2 separate regions of the Homo sapiens genome follow, and region 1 is linked to region 2. A link is a loop called in an ENCODE intact Hi-C map of the cell type or tissue named here. Cell type or tissue: heart left ventricle. All regions are shown on one strand. Links, peaks and the distances in the headings refer to the core of each region. The heading gives the core; the rest is flanking DNA.

Region 1 (8,415 bases), core at 355-8,354, 580 kb before region 2:
ATGATGATGGGTTTTGTGTTGGAAATAGAGAGAAACAGACAGATTTGAGAATATTTAAGAAGTAAAATCTACAGAATTTAGAAATAGATTTGATAGATGTATTGACAGAGAGAAAGGTGTGAAGGATAAATCCCTAAGTTTCTGGCTTGGCAATAAAGTGGGGATGGGTCAGGAAGGGGAAAGTAAGAGTTCAGTTTGAGGCATGGTGAACTGAAGATGCCTTTTCAGTCCCACCTCCTTCTCAACTCCCTTCCAGAGGTGATGGTCTTACTTTCCTGTTTATTCTTTATTATCCAAAAGTCAGCTCACAAACTCAAATTCTTTTAGGGGCTAGTCAGGCAACTGGAGTGAATGAAGCATGCAGGGTCAGGGAGACATTCAGAGACATTCAGAATGGAAGGGAATTTGTTGACCTATAAAAAACATGACATGTCAAAAGTGGGGTGGCTGTGACTCAGATACGCCCATTGGGAAGTCAAATGTTGCCAGCTTTTGATTTTTCAAAAGAAGCTGAAAATCATGATTTTTATGTTTCTTACTTAGCAACTAATTTGACTCTTGTGCGCGCGCACACACACACACACACACACACACACACACACACACACACAACCCCCTCTACTAACCTACTGTAAGGACCAATTCTATAGGCCGAACAAAACAAATCTGTGAGCCATGCGTAGACAGATTAGAATTCTGGTTCTAAATCATTCATTAATATTAGTTTACTCATATTACTGATCAAGTATATTTCAATAACGTTATTGGGGTAGAAATTTTGTGATAACATTTTAAGAGGTACTAGTAGGAGACTGAGGTGGGAGGATAGCTTGAGGGCAGAGTTCAAAACCATCCTGGGCAACATAGTGAGACCCTGTCTCTACCTCCCAAAATAAAATTAGCCAGGCGTGGTGGCAAACACCTATAGTCCTAGCTACCTGGGAGGGTGAGGCAGGAGGATCACTTGAGCCCAGGAGTTTGAGGTGACAGTGAGCTATGATCATGCCACTGCATTCCAGCCTTGGTGACAGAGGAAGAACCTGTTTCTAGAAAAAAAAAAGTGTTAGTATTTGGATTTTACCAAAACACATTACACAATAAATTTTAAAACATTTAAAAATGTTTAAAATCATTTCTTAGAAAAACGTCAAGTTCTCAGAAAAGTTGCAAGAATAGAATAATGAGCTTCCATGTACCTTCACCCAGATTCACCAGTTGTTAACATTTTGCCACATTTGAGTTCTGTTTCTTCCTGCTCCCCCATCTGGATCATTTGAGAGGGAGCTATGGATATAATGGCCATAAAATTTTAGAATGTTGCCCCTAAGTACAGTGATATTTTCTAACATAACCACAGTATGATGATCAAATTCAGGATTAATGCAATACCATTACCTAATATACAATTAATATTCAATTTTGTGATTTTTTTCTCATTCAGAATCCAGCTGAGATCACTCATTTCATTTTGTTGTCATGTATATTTTGTCTCCTTTACCCTAGAATGGTTCCTCATGTCTTTCATGACATTGACATTTTTGAAGAGTACAGGCCAGCTGTTTTACAGAATGCCCCTCCAATTGAGTGCTTGATCATTTCCTTATGATTAGATTCAGGTTGTGCATTTTTGGCAGGAATACCATGTAAATACTGTTGTGTCCTCAGCAGCTCACTCCGGGAGGCACATGATGTCACTTTGATGAACCCACTGTACAGGAACTTCCCCCCTTTGCAATCAGCAAGTAATCTGTGGGGAGATATTTTGAGGCTCTGAAAATATCCTGTTCACCAACAAACTTTCACCTAATAGTTTTAGCATCTTTTGAAGACTGTCATCTTCATCTGTTATTACTGCAGAGGCTGCAAGTTTGTGATTTTTAAAACAAACATTTCTTCTATGTTTGTTAGTATTTCACTGTAAAAAAGAGGTTTCTCTTCCCCATTATTTACTTATTTATATATTTTTTTATCTCTGTGTGAACATCTGGACTCTTTTTGCTGCCAATGTTTTATAACTTATTGTTGTTATTTTGAAGCTAAAATTGCCCATAATTGGCCAGAGGGAGCTCTTTCAAGCTGGCTCCTATGTTATTTTGACACTGCCCCTTATATTTTTGAGGGTTTACGTTCTGTCACAAGATGCTTACGGCTCGCTTTGTACTTTCCCTGCCCTAGTCCTGGAATCAGCCATTTCTCCGTGCTTCCTTTTAGTGAGGGATGTATTCAGAAACGAAACTCTGGGCCCTAGGTGTGCTCACGACTACTGAGATGTCATTGATTCTAGGTGCTTTCAGTGAACAGAACTGGGAGATATACATTTCTTTAAATTTGTGGGTTCATCCTGGCCCCTCGAATTCCCATCAAACACCAGATAACTCTTCCTTACCTCCCCACTTTCCATCATTGTAACTGCCTTCCACCCACCACTTCTCCCGCAGCAAGACCCTGGCTCCCAAGAATACCAATACATTTGTTCAAAGCATGCATTTTAAAGCATGCTTCCTCCTTTCCCAGCTGCTGAAATAACTTACTTTGACATTCCTCAGTTTCTATAATTTTTCTAGTTGCTTTTCTGACATTATACACATGTTCTTTCTAAGTCTATCTTCACAGAGATTTTACCATGTAGATGTGCTTTTTTAATATTATTTATCATCAATCATACAAGGAACAATTCCCTTGGCTTGAGTAAGGCTGAAGAAGGTTATTGATAATAACTTCCATCTGCTTGGCAGCTTAAAGTTTACAGAGTACTCTTTTACATGTGCTACTTCATTCACTCTCAATGGTTTGAATTCTTTAGGTCCCAGACAAAATGAACAGTAAATAAATTCTGAGCTTCATGAATGTTTCACATAGTAGGAACTTGAATAATGCCTGCTCATTTTCTTTCTCTTAATTTTTTCTGTAGACCACCTTTGTGATCAACCTGCTGATTTTTAAAAAAGATACATTTAGAATCTATGACTAATGAAAATAGGTATCATATAAAAGGATGAATAATCGTAAGCAATACGTAATCTAAAATGTTTTATACTCACTTTAGCATTTTTTGCCATTGTTATTTCATAGGGATTTTGTGTCTTCTTTAGACTGATATTTTTAAAAAGACATCTGCTTCCTAAAGACATACCAATTACAAATGCCTTTAAAGCAGTGGTTCTCAAGTGTGGCTGCAAGAAGAATGTCTCGGGAAATGTGTGTGGAGGCTGCATCCCACAGTGATTAAATCGGAATCTTTAGGGTAGGCATCAGTACTGTAAAAAACTCTCTGGAAGATTTCACTGAGAAGCCAGTGCATGGGTAAGGAAAGGCTGTGCTAAGGATTGATGATGGCAGCTTGGGTCACAGGCTAAGTACAAGAGAACTTGATCTCCACCTCATTTCTGATGTAAAGACCGGTACTTAAAGTATGCAAGAATATATTTTGAGCTTAACCTTGCAGTCGAAAGGCACTGAATACATTCTTTCTTTTTCTTAGCCAATAGGATATCAAAGACCATCTTTTCTTTACTCTAAGTGCCCTGCTCAAGCATCCTCATCTTTCAACTAGATTAATCTCCTTGAAGGGACAGCAAGTCTTCACTTAACATTGTCAATAGGTTCTTAGACACTGTGACTTTAAGCAAAACATATTAAAAAACCAATTTTACCAACGGCTAATGGATATAAACAAGAGTTAAGTTCCTATGATGGTTTTTCTGGTCACAAAAACTTCTTCTAAATAAAGATCACCAACACTTCTCATATTAAACACGGAAATAAATTTGAGCTATGCATACATTTTTAAAAGATTAATAAAAATAACTAAGATAATTATGTACCAGCTTATTCCAGTTCAGGGTTGCAGATGGTCGAAGCTTATCCCAGCAGCTCAGGGGGCAAGGCAGGAACCAACTCTGGGCAGGCTGCCGTCCCATCTCAGGGCACACTCACACACATGCCTACGCTTACTCACACTGGGACCATTTAGACATGCTGATTCACCTAGCATGCACACTTTGGGGTATGGGTGGAAACCGGAGTACCCAGAGAAAACCCACATAGACATGTAGAGAACATGTACACTCCACACAGTGAATCTGGCCAGGAACTGATTTTGTTTTTCTCATCAATGTTATCACAAAATGATGTTGAATGAAATGATGATATTTAAGGACCTGCTGTACTACTCTGTCCCTAGCAAGGAGTAGGAGCTGCTAAAATATCTGTTGACTTGCAATAAAGTCAGTCCAGTTAAGGACCCACAAAAAATGAATATGTATTTTAAATGCAAAACAAGTTGTGGGACCTTATGGGAGAATCTGTGAAGGGGTTATGTGAGCAGTCACTGGATTTGCAAAGGTAGCTAGATGAGTTTAATGATTATTCTTTACAATTTAGCTTGTAGGAATCCTAACCTCTCTTCCAAAACCAGAAAAAGGTGGAGAAATCTTTTTTGTTGAGGATAGACTGACAGTGGCATTAGGAGAGGTGTGTTGGTGTGATGTATGCTTCATAAAGGGGAATAGCATATACATACATACATAGATATGCATGTATTTAAAATTTCCATTGTGATCATCCCAGATAAATATGTGTTTTCTTTTAAAAATACAATATGTAATATCCTGCTTCCTTTCTAAAATTTAGAGTAGCAGAGTTTTGTGAACAACTTGGTGTTTCAGGGCAACAGCATCCCAAGAGGTAATACGAGATATCTGCTCTAAGAGGCCTGCATTCTAGAACCCCATACCTGGAAGAACATGTCCTGGTACTGCTGAGCTAGGGTCAGGGCTAATGCTGGGGAACGGGCGCCACCTACTGACGGCCCAAGTCACTCTTTCTCCTTCCAGGAACCTCCCTCTTGGGTTTGGTTAAGAGCAGTATCTCAAGAGAGGCTGGCCCCAAAAGACCCAGGGAGGTTGTCTCCAGTCCCCACTGTGTTTTGCAGGAAAGTTCATGAGAATGTAGCCACACAAAGTGAGGTGTTCTGAGTGTATGTCTTCCATGAAAAGAGTTTTCCATGGAAAACTCTATTTCTAAGGCATGTAGGCGGCAGAGGGTGAAGTTTAGGAATTAACTCTGTTTTAGAAGGGTTTGAATCAATTTAAAGGCTTTAAAAAATAGAGGTTCATTTTATTTAAAAATAAAACTTTAAACTTATTATTAAATGGAGAGCATACAGAAAATTGTCATTGCATATAGAGTTTTAGAACATGGACTGAGTGAGCAGGCCTTGAAATACTAACAATAAGGACCCCAGAGTCTCCCGGCAAACCATTCAGTCTCAGGCTTCTTGTGTAGGAGATAGGCATGATCACTTGTCCTCTCAACATCATGTTGGGTCAGCTTGAAAAGTGCACTAGAGACTGACAAGATGACGAGATTTGTTTCTTCCACTAGGAAATGCATCTGGGACACATGATTTTAAGTGTGAGAAAGGCCACTTCCCAAATTAACTGAGATCCAAAATTAGACTCTTTCTCTTCTCTTTGGTGGGAGTTGTATCTCCGAGAAAAGACACTCTGGTTGAGTCAGTACACAGAAGAGCAGGAGAGAGTGGAAGGACCACAAGGGAAGAGAGGAAATATTTCTTCAGTAGCTATAGAATGGCTTCACAAGCTATGGTCTTGGCAAACTGGCTTTCGGGGCTTCCCATTTTCACCCTCAGCAGCTCTGAATCCCTGAGAGTTCCAGCACTATTCATCCCAAAGGAATAGAGCTAACAGCAGGGTTCGCTGGGTGCCCGGCCCTGAGCTTAATGCCTTTTGCAGATTGGTTCATCCATTCTCCCTACAGCCCTATGAAGGCTCAGGGACAGAGGTTAAAGGAACTTGCCCAAAATCCCAGAGCTAATGAATGAGAAAGCTGAAATCTAAACCCAGTTCTGCCTGGCTCCAGAAAAATCAGTGTTCTTTTTCATGTGAGTTCTGAACCTCTCATGGTGGCTTTTCAGAAACTGCTAGTGGAAGCATCTTGGAACTAGAGAAGATATGAAAGATTCCGTAGCTGTCTCTTTTCTTAGTAGAGGTTTACCCTGCACTGTGAGTGACAGAAGATCCCTTACTTTCTTTCTTTTTTGCCTGAAGACCACATAGCATCATCAAAGTTCTAGACTGCCTTAAATGGAAAAAGCAGTATTTACCTATTGACTTCATTGTATATGCACATGCAAACATATTGTGTGCATGCATCTTTTTTTGCATGGAGTGGGGAAGTTGAACAAAGAGTAAGGACACTGAGGAAACAGAGAGCATTGGGTGGCAGGTAGCTACACAGTGCCAAGACATGCAGCCTGGGAGAAAGAGCACTGGACTGGAAGTCAAGGGTTCTTGATTCTAATTCTGATCCTGCCATTAATAAAAAACAACACCAGCTCACATTTGAGTGCTTACAATGTATTAAGTATCATTTCACACATTTTATAAATATTAATTCACTTAATCCTCATGACCATCCTATGAGATAAGTACTATTACTATTCCCACATTGCTGCTGAGAAAACTGAGGCACACAAAGGTTAAGTTACTTGCCCCGGGTCACACCAGCTAATAAACGCTAGAGTTGGCTTAAACTCAGGCAATATGGCTAACTACATTTTTATGTAACGCCATCTCTCAACTACCTGATTTATTGATTTTGTCAGTGACTCTTTCTGGACTTCAGTTTTTCCCATTTACACATTTATATTTTTAACAAATATTGAGGCCCAAGCCTGTGTAAGACCTTGTAAATCAGATAGAGGTGTAAAAGACCATGCACGCTGATCACCTACCTCCTGCAACACACACCCAGTGGAAAATGCAAGGGAGAGGAAGTCCACGTGCACTTGAGACTCCCAGGGAAGGCTGCGGGAGGAGGTGGCATTGGAACTTGATCTTAAGGTGGGAGACTGGTCCAGGAAGGGCATCTCAGCAGAGGTAAAACTCAAGGTGTGTTTGGAGACTCTAGTAACTAGTCCATTTTGACTCAAGAACAGAGTATTGGGCAGGGGATACTGCCAGAGAGAAAAATCAAGGTCCAAGATCAAGGAGTCACATCCAGGACCATTAATCTGACAACTGCCTGTCAGCCAAATTTGTGTGGGGAGAGACTGGAGGCCAATGGAGCCACGCGGAGGTTAGAGAAATGGTCTGGCTGAGAGAACTGAGGACCTCAAGTTGGGTGGTGGGAGGAGACGGGTTCTGAAAAATGGAAGCTGATGCCAGAAACATCCAGAAAGCAGGGAAGGTGAGATGGAGAGGGGGAGGTGGCACAGTGAGCAGAATGGCTGAAGAGGGAGCAGCAATGGCTGAGAAAGAAGACAGCTGCTCAAACTAAGATCCCTGTGGGCTATGGAGGCAGACACACTTGCCAGAGTTAATGGAGCTGTGCGGAGGAAGCTTAGGGTGACACTCATTAGAGGAGTTTGATGACAGCTACACCTACTATGTGCCAGGCATTCTGTATGTCCAACCTCCACCTCCCATGTTATCTCTAATCAACAAAAGAGTACTGTTACACAGGTATGTGGAATTCAGTTTGAGGCTTTTTTGTCTTCCCCAAAGAAACAGCATAGCATAGTGCTAAAAGGACAGACTCTGAAGCCACAAGACTGGAAAAAGTAGAGGAGCTACTGTCATTGTGTATCCTGGGGAGGTGATTTAATTTTTCTGTACCTCAGTGTGTGCATGTGGGGCTAACGTTACCAACCTCGTAGTGTTACTGTGAGGATTAAATGAACTAATATATGTAACATGCCTGGCCTGAGTAAGCACCTGAAAAATGTTAGCTTTTCCTATGGATGAGTAAACTGAGGAGCAGAGATTAAATGATCTGGCTGAAGACACAGCCCTCAGGGCTGGCATACCCAGCTCCACCAGCCCCAAGGCCTCCTTCAGTTCCACTAAGCCACAACGAAGTGAGCAGAGCCATAAAACAGAGAGGGAAAGGATAGAAAAGGCCTAAGGTAACAGCATAGTCAGGTGAAGAGAGGAAGACAAGGAATGCAAGTGCAATCAAGAAGAAACTGGGAGGAAGAGCAGATTTGTTTTTCATATGTATAACTATACTGTACATAATTTATTGGCAAAATTGGCATGTATGTACATGCATGCTCATATGGGTGCCTGTTTATGTGTACAACTGGAAAGTTTTTTTCTTTTTGAGACAAAGTCTCACTCTGTCACCCAGGCTGGAGTGAAGTGGTGCCATCTCAGCTTACTGCAACCTCCCACTCCCTGGTTCAAGTGATTCTCCTACCCCAGCCTCCCCAGTAGCTGGGATTACAGGTGTGCACCACCATGCCTGGCTCTTCTTTGTATTTTTAGTAGAGATGGGGTTTTGCCATGTTGGCCAGGATGGTCTTGAACTCCTGACCTCAAGTGATCCGCCAGCCTTGGCCTCCCAAAATGCTGGGATTACAGGCGTGAGTCACCATGCCCAGCCTGTAAA
Region 2 (8,415 bases), core at 332-8,331:
TGAGGATGGTGAAAAGGAAAAGTAGACATCTGTACCCTTGAAATCACCATGGAGTTTTCATACCAGTCCCCAAATACGTACCTTTGGATTTTGTTATATGACAAATAATTATTCTATCAAAACTCCTGTTATTTGGGGGTTTTCTGGTGTTTACAGCACAATTCTATCTCACATACCCTTTACCTTTTGCTGAAAATATATTACTAATTTTTGAAGTGCATGTTCACGCATTACTTTGGACTATTAGGGTAGGGGAAGTGGAGTAGTGACGTGTGGGGGTGGGGAAGGAAAAGTCTCAGGTTTGCTTCTAAGTAGACTTGCAAAAAGGAAGATAGTCATATTTAGTCATCTGATTTAGCTTTGAGTATAAATGTACTCAATAGGTTGCTTTTGTAGATTATTTGCATCTTATTTTGTTATCTTTAGTCCACCATGTTTGATTAAGTAAGAAGAGCCTTTGTGATTATCCAATGCAATATCTGTCTACTTCAGGAATCTTCTCTACAACACCCCTGTTGCGCCATCCACCCTCTGCTAAAAGACATTGGTAAGAAAATATTTAAGGTCTAAGACACCCAATCAATTGATAAGAAGGACTTCCTTGTGCTGATGCTGCACCTGCCTATTCAAAACTTCTGTCCACCAGGTCATGGTTCTACAGAGCTGAACTTCCTCTCAATAGCTCCTGTGGCTATTTAAGAAAACTATAATAGTATGTTGCCTAAACGTCTTCTCAGCTTTAGGCTAACCAACCCAGTTCTTTCAATTATTCTTCTTTTCAGGTAGTTCCTGGATCTCTCTATTGCTCACTGACACATTTTAGATTGTCAACAGTCTTCTTTGCTAAAACTCATTTTGTTATTCTGTGTCTCACAGAAAGCAGAGGCACATCATCTGCTATCATGACACTTTCATAATCGATGGCTATGATCTCTGCCCTCTGCAACCTTCTGTTCTCCTCACAAAACAGAAACTTACTCATTTTCCTCATAGTTCCTTAAAGCCCCTTAAAAAACACTTAATCTCTTTCAAATAGGAGGCACAGAAACACCCTCCAAAACAAAAACAAACAAGCAAACACACAATAACTTGATAGAGAGAAAAGAATTTTGAAATACATTCCAAAGTATTTAAGCCCCCCAAATTAAAATGAATTAAGACATATGCAAATAGATCATGTTCCCAATAGTTTCTCCTGAACACACACACACACACACGCACACGCGCACACACTAGCAGCAACTAGTAAAGCCTTTTGCAACTTGCGGTGTTTCCCAATCATCTAAATATAAGAAGCTATGAGCAGCTCCAGGCTGCCTTATCTCTCTCACAGATATCTGCCTCCTCTTGGTCCTGGGATTAAATCTTCTCTAGATCACTATCTCACCCTTCAGCTATTCAGTTCCCCATTGACAATGTAAATGTCACTTTGAAATAACTGTCCCTGTGACTTACTTTGAGGATGCTTGAAAAAGTAGTGCTTTTGCAGAAGTTGACGTTGGGTTATATTATTTCACATAAAACAGAATGTGGTCAGTGGGCAAATTCTGCTTCTTAAGGGTGTTCTAGTTCCTTTTAAGAAAGATTTTATGCCAAGAGAAAATAAAAAGTAACTGACCTTACCTTGGGCCACCCCTCCTTTTTTCATGATTGTAACATCCATATTATGTCAGGAGGCTAACAGGTCATAGGTAGTGGTGTTTTTTTTAACTAAAAATTAGTGTCCTCCACTGTTGTACATTTTGGCCAAATGTTTGTTCCACACTGGTGTGGAGTGGAGATTTCTGATTCTCAGAAGGCCTTGCCTAACTGTTCACCATCTTCTATCAGCTCTCACAACCCTCTCTTAATAACAAACCTTGGCCGGGCATGGTGGCTCATGCCTGTAATCCCAGCACTTTGGGAGGCCAAGGCGGGTAGATCACCTGAGGTCAGGAGTTCGAGACCAGCCTGACCAACATGGTGAAACCCCGTCTCTACTAAAAATACAAAATTAGCTGGGTGTGGTGGTGCATGCCTGTAATCCCAGCTACTCTGGAGGCTGAGGCAGGAGAATCACTTGAACCCAGGAGGTGGAGGTTGCAGTGAGCCGAGATTGCACACTCTGGCCTGGGCAACAAGAGCAAAACTCGATCTCAGGAAAAAAAAAAAAAAAAAAAAAGCCTTGGTAAACCTCTTCTTTTGTTGACACAACCATGGTCCCCATGTGTCCCATGGTATTTTTATAGCATTCCTGACAAGTCTATAAGAAAACGACCAGTAACCTTTGGAGAGAGGAGTCCTAACTGCTACCATGTGCCCTGGGTTATCTCAAGAATGTTCAGAGCTAAATTTACCACCTGTGCCATCTGTCATAGTTGACTCCCTCCTCATTCCATAGTCTCGTTTGCCTTTTTCTGTGGTATTACCTTATGTATTTTGTATTGTTAAGATTTCTCCACATCTTATTTGGAAACAGGCACCATGCAATAGAAATAGACTAGATCCATTTTGTCAGCAATTGACTTGAAGCAGTACTTACCTTTTCTAGTGCTCAGTTTCCAAACATATGAAATAAGAGGGTTCAACTGGATTTTGAGGCCACTTCCAGCTCTCACATTCTTTCACCAGGTGACTTTGGGGCTCTAATAATGCGTTTTGAAATACAGTCTAAAAGGAATACAGAGCTAAGGCTTCCACCGGAACAACAGGGCTGTTTTTCTGCCTACTTTGGGAAAGGAGTTAGGGTATGGGGAGATACTGGGTCCAGAATTGGTGTGTTCTTGATCTCACTGACTTCAAGAATGAAGCCATGGACCCTCGCGGTGAGTGTTACAGTTCTTAAAGGTGGCGTGTCCGGAGTTTGTTCCTTCTGATGTTTGAACGTCTTTGGAGTTTCTTCCTTCTGGTGGGTTCGTGGTCTCGCCGGCTCAGGAGTGAAGCTGCGGACCTTCACGGTGAGTGTTACAGCTCTTAAGGCGGCGCGTCTGGAGTTGTTCTTTCCTCCCGGTGGGCTCGTGGTCTCGCTGGCTCAGGAGTGAAGCTGCGGACCTTCGCCGTGAGTGTTACAGCTCCTAAAGGCAGCGTGGACCCAAAGAGCGAGCAGCAGCAAGAGTTCCTGCAAAGAGCGAAAGAACAAAGCTTCCACACAGCGAAGGAAGACCTGAGGGGATTGCCACTGCTGGCTCGGGCAGCCTGCTTTTATTCTCTTATCTGGCCCCGCCCACCCCCCCCCACATCCTGCTGATTGGTCCATTTTACAGAGAGCTGATTGGTCCGTTTTGACAGGGTGCTGACTGGTGCATTTACAATCCCCGAGCTAGACACAAAGTTTGCCACCTCCCCACCAGAGTAGCTAGATACAGTGTCCACTGGTGCATTCACAACCCCTGAGCTAGACACGGGGTGCCGATTGGTGTGTTTGCAAACCTTGAGCTAGATACAGAGTGCCGATTGGTGTATTTACAATCCTTTAGCTAGACATAAAGGTTCTCCAAGTCCCCACCAGACTCAGGAGCCCAGCTGGCTTCACCCAGTGGATCCCGCACTCAGCCGCAGGTGGAGCTGCCTGCCAGTCCCGCGCCGTGTGCCCGCGCTCCTCAGCCCTTGGGCGGTCGATGGGACTGGGCGCCGTGGAGTAGGGGGCGGCGCTCGTCGGGGAGACTCCGGCCGCACAGGAGCCCACGGAGTGGGGGGAGGCTCAGGCATGGCGGGCTGCAGGTCCCGAGCCCTGCCCCGCAGGGAAGCAGCTAAGGCCGGGCGAGAAATTGAGCACAGCAGCTGCTGGCCCAGGTGCTAAGCCCCTCACTGCCCGGGGATTGCCGGCTGGTCGGCTGCTCCGAGTGCGGGCCCGCTGAGCCCACGCCCACCCGGAACTCGCGCTGGCCCGCAAGCGCCGCGCGCAGCCCCGGTTCCGGCCTGCGCGTCTCCCTCCACACCTCCCTGCAAGCTGAGGGAGCAGGCTCCGGCCTTGGCCAGCCCAGAAAGGGGCTCCGTCAGTGCAGCGGCGGGCTGGAGGGCTCCTCGAGCGGGGCCAGAGTGGGCGCCAAGGCCGAGGAGGCGCCGAAAGCGAGCGAGGGCTGCGAGGGCTGTCAGCAGGTTGTCACCTCTCAATACCACTGATTCATAAATAGAAGCTATGTTCCCCTGGGAAGAAGCTATAAGCTGAATCCACTCCTCGTTGTGGCTGAAATATGTCTCACTTTTGAGCTTTCAAAGGATGCAATCTGGTTTATTCAGAGGATAGAGGTAAGAAAGTATCAAACTACTTGCAATAGCTATGTACTAAAGGTATTTAAGGGTGCTTCACAGAAAACTGAGATAGGAACTGCGGGCTGCACAAAAGGTGGTATTCAATCCAGACATCAGGTTCACCAAGACCCATGAGATCCTACCCGTGCCAGAAACAAAATCTTCATTGAAAACTTTCATTATTTACTTGCTCAACAGGGACTAAAAAGTCCCAGCCTAGTGTTAACTGGTTCATCTGGTGACCTGATCTGGCCCTCTGTGACCCGTTACTAAGTGAAATCTAACAGAAGTGAACCGTGACCCATTTGTTTTCCAAGCATGCAATTTGGTTCATGAATCTAGAAAACAATAGTGTGAAAAGCCTTTCACTTTCTAACTTTGGAAAATGATTATTTTTTAAAAACCTAATTAGATACCATGTTTCCTCTCTCTCTTTTTTTTTAAATAAGTTAGTTTAGTTAGAAAAGGCATTTCTGTGATGCATCTAATGGACTTGCTTGCTGCAGTGTGCTGGTAGAAATCTATAAAGAGTAAGTGCTGGGGGTGGGCCTGGAGTGGTGGGGAGAAGGAAAGCAAGCCACATCTCCTGATGCACAATTCTAAAGAATCCAGTGGTTCTTGAGTGTATATAGAGAGTACATATGAGTCAACAAGTAGACAAAGAAAATCCAGACCTTTGATGACCCCTGGTGAATAAACTAAGCACTGCATTGAAATGCAGCTAGAGCCACAGACTTCCGTGCAGGCAAGCCTCTGGAATGGCTCCTCTCTCGAGTAAGGCAAAAGGTTTTTTCTCCCCCAAATGCCTGTTTCATTTGTATTACAGACATACCTTACATACTTGAGGCATCGTTATCCTTCTGAACAATTCTCATGTTGGTGATCTCTGTTGGTAGAGACTAAGAAATGTGTATCCAACACTACTTTCTATTTGTGCTGTGACCTCTTAGACCCGAACAGTGTTATTCATGGAACACTGAAGAATTCAGTGACCTCCATAAAGCAAGATCTGTAACTATCTTTCAGATTAGGTATCTATTTATTATTTTTATGGAATAATTATAAAGAATAAATCAACCATCTTACATCACTCAAATTTAAGATCAGAGTTTAAAGATAATCACTTGTCTATAACTGCTGAGTACCGGGTAAAATACTCTTCTAGGCAGCAAAAGTCTGCATTTTTGTAAACAGCTGTGTGTGACCAGCATGTGGTACATGCGAGCCAGAAAGCAGGCTGTATTTTGTCAGCTTGTAGAAGAGAAGGGAAATTTGCCATTGTAAAAGAAGGAAGCAGAGAGGGGAGGTGCAGAGACTGAAATATTTTTATTGTACACCCCAGGCGTCCAATTATAAAAGAAATGTCAAATCCCTATTTGTAATAATCCAGAATGGAACCTACCTGGTAAAGTTATATAGAGTGGAATACAAAACAGTTTATACTGTTAATACAGTTTAGCTTATCAGTTATTTGCGTACCATAACTATTGGCTTTTAAGTTTTTGTTGCCTGAACAGGAAATATTTTTTATATCTCTCAGATTGGTGTACGCAGGGTGCTGAATTGCTGAGTTTATTCCTGCTCCCTTCACCCTTTTTAATCACCACAGACTAAGGAGTGCCTTTTTTCTCTGCTATGGTTTGAATGTTCCCTCCAAAACCCATGCTGACATTTAATTTCCAATAAAATGGTATTGGGGAGTGGGGCCTTTGAGAAGTGATGAGGTCATGAGGGCTCTGCCTGGTGAATGGATTAATGCTGTTACAGGAGTGGATTAGTTATCTCAGAAGTGGGGTCCTGATCAAAGGGTAAGTTTGGCCCCCATTTTCTCTCCACCTCATGCACTTGCTCACCACATAATGCCTTCTGCCACGGATGATGCATGGGAAGGCCCTCACCAGATGCTGGGGCCATGCTATTGGACTTCCTAGCCTCCAGAGCTGTGAGCCAAATCAACTTCTTTTTTAAAATGAATTACCCAGCCTGTGATATTCTGTTAAAACAGCAGAAAATGGACTAATAAAATCTCTTTAAAAATGAACTAAATTAAATTTTTAAAGAAATACAAAGCATTACGTATTCCAAATATGTGCTTCAGCTTCATGGGTAGGCATCTCAGTCTCTCCACTGGGATTACAGGGGCTCAAGTAAACATAAGTCATCACTTTCTTATGTGGCCTTCAGCATAGTCCTTCTGGATGAGGAGGTTGGCATTCAGGAAATTTAATCAAAAGCCAGAGGTCTAAAATTTCAAAGGTGGAAAGTATCTTAGAAGTTGTTTAGTTTAATTCCTCCACTTAGTTTGAACATGAGAAAACTGAAACCTAGAATTGGGTGATGTTTCTAATACAGCACAACTAAACACAGATCTGTTTCTTCCCAGTCTAGCTGTCTGTCCTTTCCATCACTCTGCCTTCTTTGGGGCATGTTGAACATTCTGTGCCTTTATAGAGGACAGCCATGTCACCCTTGGGAGTATCGAGTAAATTGTTAAATTAGGAAATGAAGTGAAGAGGGGATATAATGAAACGTTAATAAGAATTTAAGAAACAACTCAATTTGGAGGAACATTTATACAATTTTCAGTTTCTTTTTCAAATTAGAAAAAGTAGTTTTGATTCTAACCACAAAGTCCATTTGTGTTTATTACTTCATTGCATGTTTTAATGACAAGTTATAGCATTATATATAGCACATTATAATGTGAAAGGTATGTCATGATACTATTATTGGTGTGATTAGGTATGTGTCCCACCATGTGGCTGAAGGACAAACAAATTACTAAGAATTTATGCACTGTGTGTCTCATTGTTACAAGTATTTTCTGAGACTTTTAACCCGGATATGACACATTTTGAAATCTTTATCTCATGTTTGAAGTTCGCTCATCTTTCATTTCTATATGAAGTACATATCCCAATTGAGTAAATGTAGCATTAAAAAGTCTCTTGGGGCTGGGTGTGTTGGTCATGCCTGTCATCCCAGTGCTTTTGGAGTCTGAGGCAGGAAGATCACTTGAAGCCAGGTGTTGAAGACCACCCTGTGTAACAGAGCAAGACCCCATCTCTACAAAAACATTTTAAATTAGCCAGATATGGTGGCATGCACCTGTAGTCCTAGATACTCAGGAGGCTGAGACAGAGAATTTCTTGAGCCCAGGAGTTCGAGGTTAGTGAGCCATAATTACACCACAGCATTCTGGCCTGAGCAACAGTGAGACTCTGTCTCTAAAAGAAAAGAAAAGGCTCTCCAGTATGCCACTGAGGCAGAAAAGTATCTGTGTATAAAGTGTTGGAAGATATGTCCAAATGCCTTCAAACTAAAAGTCATGGGCTCTAAGCCACCAAATACAACATAGGACTATTCACCCCAGATTCAATGAATCCTTCCTTTCAAAAGATCAGCTGGACATGATATGAGGTTCTTAGTAACCTGATCAAGGTTTGTTTCCCAGTTTTGAATCCATAGAAACCAACAAATTTAATGGAAAGGTAGCAAGATTTAATGGAAAAAGCATTGGGAATCTGAAGACTTAATTTTGCAACCCATCTCTGCCCTCTATAGCTGTGTAACTTTGGGCAAATTCTTTAGCCTTTCTTGTTGAATGAACTCAGTAATGGGGGTTAAGGAAAACTAACTCTGGCATATGTGGCTACAACCTGAAATTCTTCTGGGCCTGGTTATAGGGTAGTAATTTTGGCAGCCATAGCACAGGAGTATGAGCTAGACTGATTGTAGAGCCTCCTATAACATCCACACAAGAACATCTCCACAGGAGTAACCAAGCATCCCCTGGACTGGGCAAGACCAGTGTTCAGTGGCCACAGTGTATAGCTCTGGCTGAAGTTTGGCACCTATAAACTGAAGAACTATCAAGCCTCTTCTTCATCTAAATATAGGTGGTTTGACTTTTTATGCATGGGTGTGTGGCAGAGTAGGGAAGTGGGTATGTATCAAATGATGTATCCTAGATTTTCTTCTTTAAATGGCAGGCTTAGACTCAAGCAATTAATTGCAAAAAATAATGCAAGCATGACTAGTTTCACTTGAAGTTTAGATTTCTTGCCCATCATGCTGCTAAGAAAATTAATAATTTTACTGGCAATTCAATCAATTTTGAAGAACAAGCTCTTCCTGCATTGAAAACAAAAGCAAAACAAATAAAAAAACCTTAAATGTAGAAAA

The links. Peaks named below come from ENCODE experiments on the same cell type or tissue, not always from the same donor. Only the 100,000 strongest peaks of a DNase experiment are listed, where the experiment ranks them.
Region 1: it touches region 2 in a loop (4-fold over the local background); 12 of 110 quality-filtered maps call a loop at or near these places.

Annotation. Positions count from the first base shown.
Region 1 is chr9:4,312,180-4,320,594 of GRCh38, reverse strand. It overlaps a transcript of GLIS3 not described here. Among named protein-coding and RNA genes, the nearest start is that of GLIS3, 16 kb to the right of the region's middle. In heart left ventricle, for the core only: a CTCF peak has its summit at 4,793 (motif pointing left); a DNase peak (open chromatin) is centred at 4,794.
Region 2 is chr9:3,729,307-3,737,721 of GRCh38, reverse strand. No RefSeq gene overlaps it. Among named protein-coding and RNA genes, the nearest start is that of RFX3-DT, 65 kb to the right of the region's middle. In heart left ventricle, for the core only: a CTCF peak has its summit at 4,922; a DNase peak (open chromatin) is centred at 3,981; H3K4me3 peaks cover 439 bases; H3K27ac peaks cover 1,061 bases.